Regions from separate parts of the Homo sapiens genome. Here region 2 is linked to region 1. The links are chromatin loops, found by intact Hi-C in ENCODE. Cell type or tissue: heart left ventricle. All regions are shown on one strand. Links, peaks and the distances in the headings refer to the core of each region. The heading gives the core; the rest is flanking DNA.

Region 1 (2,806 bases), core at 253-2,752:
CTCCACTCCAGCCTGGGCAACAGAATGAGACTCTGCCTCAAAAAAAAAAAAAAAAAAAAGACAAAACTGGTTTAAACTGTGCATTACTATAAAATTAACAATAAATATATTAAGTGCTAAGCCTGATCAAAATGATTGCTTGATTTTGAAAAAAAATCCTTATTTATGTTGTCCATTTATTTTCTACTACTTCACATTAATCTTCCAATGTGATCAATGAACATTTTACACTTACCTTTGTATGGTATTCCATAGCATCCAATTCACCTTGATTGAAAACAACACATCTTTTACGCTTCTAAAGGGTAGATCAATTACAGGGGAAAAGTTATGTTGCCATTAATATTTTGCTTTTTCATTATAACATTATTTATGTCTTATATCTGTCTAATAATAATTAATAATTAATAGTAGTAATTGTCTACTGAGGTCAAAATCAATGCAAAGGGTATGGAGTGAGGAGGTAAGCTTTCCCAAAGTAAATTAAAAACAACAACATAAACAAAATGGATTGTAAAAGGTCACCTCAGCTTTATCTGCTATTAATAAGAACTAGTTCTGGCCGGGCACGGTGGCTCACGCCTGTAATCCCAGCACTTTGGGAGGCCAAGGCGGGAGGATCACGAGGTCAGAAGATCGAGACCATCCCGGCTAACATGGTGAAACCCCATCTCTACTAAAAATACAAAAAAAAAAAAAATTAGCCAGGCATGGTGGCAGGCGCCTGTAGTCCCAGCTACTTGGGAGGCTGAGGCAGGAGAATGGTGTGCGAGACTCTGTCTCAAAAAAAAGAACTAGTTCCACATGATAAAGTGTAGCATCAGCACCCATGAAATACAAGGAAACTATGACACCGTATGAAGTTACCAGTGCCATCTATCACTTTATATATGGTATAGTTATTCTCAATTTCCTTTATTTCTGAGAAGAGAAACTAGCCAGGTGCTATCATCAAAAGAAATTCCAATGTGCTTATGACTGATGAGGGTTAGGTATGAATCAGATTTATATTGACACTGTTCTATATCTAACAATATAGAGTAAGGACTTAGTACTTTTTATGGCTGAAACTCCAGTGCTTACCTTGTGTCAAACTCTTAGCATGCTAACAATAAATGTCTGTTGGCTAAATAAATAAATGGACTTAATATTGTATAATTTGCTTTAGCATATCAGAAGGTGTCATCAAGATTACATTTATTACATAGGTTCATCTATTTTTTTCCATGTTATAAGAAATTTACCCAACCTGAGAGATTAAACATTAAAAATTAATGCCCATACCCTGTAAACTATAAAGTCCTTTACAAAGGCTTGTTATTATCTGAATTACTTATATTACAACATACTATTTTACTAAGACCTCGGACAATGCTAAATATTTTCTTTTCTGTGTGTGACACGTAGTAAATGATCAATAAATATTTGATGAAAGGAAAAAGGGGACTGGGCATGGTGGCTCACACCTGTAATCTCAGCACTTTGGGAGGCCGAGGCAGGTGGATCACCTGAGATCAGGAGTTCAAGACCAGCTTGGCCAACAAGGTGTCTACTAAAAATACAAAAAATTGGCCGGGTATGGTGGTGGACACACATAATCCCAGCTACTCGGGAGGCTGAGACAGGAGAATTGCTTGAACCTGAGAGGCAGAGGTTTCAGTGAACCGAGATCACGCCACTGCGCTCCAGCCTGGGAAACAGAGCAAGACTCCGTCTCAAAAAAAAAAAGGGGGATCAACACATGAACACACAGAGGGGAGCAACAGATACTGGGGCCTACTGGAAGATGGAGGTCAGAGGATGGGAGGAGGGAAAGGATCAGGACAAATAACTAATGGGTACTAGGCTTAATACCTGGGTGATGAAATAATTTGTACAACAAAACCCCATGACACAAATGTATCTATATAACAAACCTATACATGTACCTGTGAACTTAAAAATTAAAATTAAAATTAAAAAAAAGAAGAATATGCACAAGAAAAAAGTCACAATATTAAAAAGTTCCATTTCAGAAAATGTATTTTCTTTATTACTTTCCTTATTCTAATTCTCAACAAACTTTCGTATTTAATATCTTTCTTCTTCACCGAATTATAAGATCCATCAGGGAGGGATTATGTTTATCTTGTTTCATCACTCTGCATACAATGGCACATAGAAAGAGCTCAAACGTTTGTTCGGTGAGTAATGAATGTTAATCCTATCACTAAAAAAGAAAATGTTGAGGCCGGGTGCAGTGGCTCAAGCCGAGGTGGGCAGATCACGAGGTCAGGAGATCAAGATCACCCTGGCTTAACACAGTGAAGCCCCGTCTCTACTAAAAATACAAAAAATTAGCCAGGCGTGGTGGCAAGCGCCTGTAGTCCCAGCTGCTCGGGAGGCTGAGGCAGGAGAATGGCGTGAACCCGGGAGGCGGAGCTTGCAGTGAGCTGAGATAGCACCACTGCACTCCAGCTTGGGTGACAGAGCAAGACTCTGTCTCAAATAAATAAATAAATAAATAAATAAATAAATAAATAAATAAATAAAATAAACAAATAAATAAAAATAAGTAAAAAAGACAATGCTGATATCAGATATCTAAAATGGACTTTGTAAAATCACCTCTAAATTCCTGAAAGAGATAAAAAGTATTAAAGCATAATTAATTTGATCCTGTATGGCATTCCCAAAACTCTACTAAAAGATTGCACCAGTGTGAATATACAAATACATATACTTTACAAACGGGTATATTTACCACAGGAGCTTTCTACTTGTATCACTAGAAACTTTTAAAACAATCACCCTTCTTACAAACTTT
Region 2 (2,806 bases), core at 185-2,684, 150 kb after region 1:
TTGTCTGATTGATTAATTCAACAGATTTATCTTCACATTTTGAGATTCTCCTGCTTGGTCTAGTCCATTGTTTGCTTTCAACCATATCTTGTAATTCCTTCCATGAATTTTTTTATTACAGAAGTTCTTTTTTAAAAAAACAAAAAACTATGCCTTTGGTAAATTTCTCATTCATATCCTGAATTTCATTTTCTCACTACTTTATATTAGTTTTCAGCTATCTCCTGTATCTCATAGAGCTTCTTTAAAAATCAGTATTTTAGCTGGGCTTGGTGGCTGATGCCTATAATCCCAGGAGGCTGAAGTGGGAAGATAGCTTGATGCCAGGAGTTCAAGACCATCCTGGACAACACAGTGAGACACTCTCTAAAAAAATTTTTTTTTAATTTAAGAAGTGGGCATGGTAATATATACCTGTAGTCCCAGCAACTTAGGAGGCTGAGGTGGGAGGATCACTTGAGCCCATGAGACTGCAGTGAGCTATGATTGTGCCGCTGAAATTCACCCAGGGCAACAGAGCAAGACCACATCTCAAGAAAATAAAATAATCAGTATTTTGAATTTTTTATTTGATATTTCAAAGATTTCTTTTTGGTTAGGATCCATCGTTAGAGAATTACCATGTTGCTTTGGAACTGTCATAGCACCTTATTTTTTAATATTTTCTGTATTGTCCTGATTTCCTTTGTATCCGTAGTAGTAGTTGCTTATTTTTAGTTTTGAATTTACATTTGTTGGGGCAGGACTTATTTTTTCCTTGATGATGTGTCTATGATGTATGTTTAATAGATTCTTGTGGCTTTGCTTCTTGGGTGTATTCAGTGACATAGATTATCTATGATTTCCTTGTTTATAAATAGCCTTAGTGTGGTGGCTTTCTCCAGTGCTGGCTGTTGTAGTAATGTATCAGGCGGGTGAGCAGTCTCAGGGCCTCCTGTGTAGCTGCAGTGGTATGGACAATTGTGGTAGTAGAGGTGGTGCAGAGCTTGTCTCCTTCCTGAGCACTGCACAATTGTTTTAGCAGATGTTTTAATGGGCTGTGAAGGTTGGCCTCCTGTCCGGTATGTGGTGCTAGAAGGTAAGAGCTGGATGCAGCTGTTGTGGTAGCATTTATGGGTTACCTTTGTTAACCAGAAGTACTCTGATGTCCTAGATGATGGGCTGGACTGTGTAACTTCCAGGGGTCCCAGTCCTGTACTCTGCCCCTGAGGCAGGTAGGGAGGGCAAAGCTAGGCAGGGCTGGGCTGGAGAATCCTGCATTCTGGCCACCCCAACAGGGCACAAGCACCAGCCCTTGCAGGGGTTGCAAGGCAGTTCTCAGGCCCCGAAGGAATGCTCCAGGGAGGAGCAGAGCAACCACTGCCATGCCAAAGATCCAGCATGGGGAAAGTGGGGTCGCTAGGGCTCCACAACCTGGCAGGTGATAGTGGGACCCGGTTCTCTACAGTTTTGACCTGGTTGGATTCCCTCCTACCATCTGCTGCTGGCAGCAAGCTGAAACAGCCAGCCAAGTCACAGGCAGTCTGTCCTCAGATTGTGAATCTGTCTCAGGCTGCAAAACGTCCTGCCAGGGACAAAAACCAGGCTCCAGGCCATACCCCTCCCAGTCTGGCTCTGCAAAGCAGGGGCACCCAATTCTCATACCCATGGCTGGGGCCCATATTACACTTGCCTCTCAATTCTGGTTGTGGAGGCTGCTCTCCTCAATATTAGATCACAAATCTTAGTCTGGAGACTCTCCATACCAGTGAGTGCCACCTATGCTGGCTGGCAGGTTTCTGTGCAGCCCGCTGTGACTTAGGATCGGGAATGGCTGCCTTCTATTTGTACCACCCAGGTCTGGGAGTATGGGTGGAGCACTTCCCACTGTTCCCAATGCTCTCCAAGTCAGATCCAGTGCTTGGTAGGGCCAAGGAGCTCCCAGCTGGCTTCAGTTGCTCTCTTCCCTTCTCACACAGAGGATTCACTCCCAGTTTTTCATGGGACATGCAGTGCTGTTGCCCACTGTAGTGTTCAAAGTATCCAAAGTTTCTTTTGCTTTTTTTTTGAGACAAGGTCTTACTCTGTTGCCCAGACTGGTACCTTCATAGCTCGCTGTGGCCTTGACCTCCTGGGCTCAAGTAGTCCTCCCATCTCATCCTCTCAGGTAGCTGGGACTGCTTAGCCGGACCATGCCTGGCTAATTTTTAAATATTTGTAGAGACAAGCCATCACTATATGGCCCAGGCTGGTCTCAAATTCTTGGCCTCAGCCTTCCAAAGTGCTGCGATTACAGGCATGAGCCACCACGCTGGGCCTGTTATGCTTTTATGTTGAGCTCCTGTGTTCCTTCTTAGATAGAAGTTCACAGTGTGAATGCACTATTGTACTGTTTCCAAGTGGGTAAGGTTGACTGCTTTTCTCTCTCTTTCTCCCTCTTTTTGGTCTGTGTGGTCATGTTACCTACTTGATAAACATTTCGGATTTGTTCATGAATTGCCTTTTTAAAAATTTTGTTTTTTTTAATATTTACATTATATAATTCTAGAGTGGGCAATAAATAAGGAATTTTTTGGAGAGGTCATGTTATTTGTCTTCTGTTGTCTTCCTTTCTCTTTAAATAGTAATTTTAAATAAAGTGAAAGAGTTTATAAGACTTGAAATAAAGAGATTTTAATGAATTGAAGAGTTAACTATTATTATTGCTGTTCACTTTCATAGGATAGTGTTAGATCTTTTGAAGCTTCAAAGCAGGTTTTAAAATACAGCAAATAGGTATTTGGTGCCAATGTGACATTGCGTATTTCATGTTTTACGTTGAATTTCT

The links. Peaks named below come from ENCODE experiments on the same cell type or tissue, not always from the same donor. Only the 100,000 strongest peaks of a DNase experiment are listed, where the experiment ranks them.
Region 2: it touches region 1 in a loop (3-fold over the local background); 2 of 110 quality-filtered maps call a loop at or near these places.

The regions. Positions count from the first base shown.
Region 1 is chr18:2,563,562-2,566,367 of GRCh38, forward strand. It overlaps METTL4 (methyltransferase 4, N6-adenosine), which reads right to left. Exons shown (of 9, transcript NM_022840.5): 3 at 236-298. Among named protein-coding and RNA genes, the nearest start is that of METTL4, 6.5 kb to the right of the region's middle. In heart left ventricle, for the core only: no CTCF peak of the experiment used is centred there; no DNase peak of the experiment used is centred there.
Region 2 is chr18:2,715,318-2,718,123 of GRCh38, forward strand. The region is part of intron 17 of SMCHD1 (structural maintenance of chromosomes flexible hinge domain containing 1); the gene reads left to right. Among named protein-coding and RNA genes, the nearest start is that of SMCHD1, 61 kb to the left of the region's middle. RefSeq lists an enhancer at 1,422-1,922. In heart left ventricle, for the core only: no CTCF peak of the experiment used is centred there; a DNase peak (open chromatin) is centred at 1,574; H3K27ac peaks cover 1,261 bases.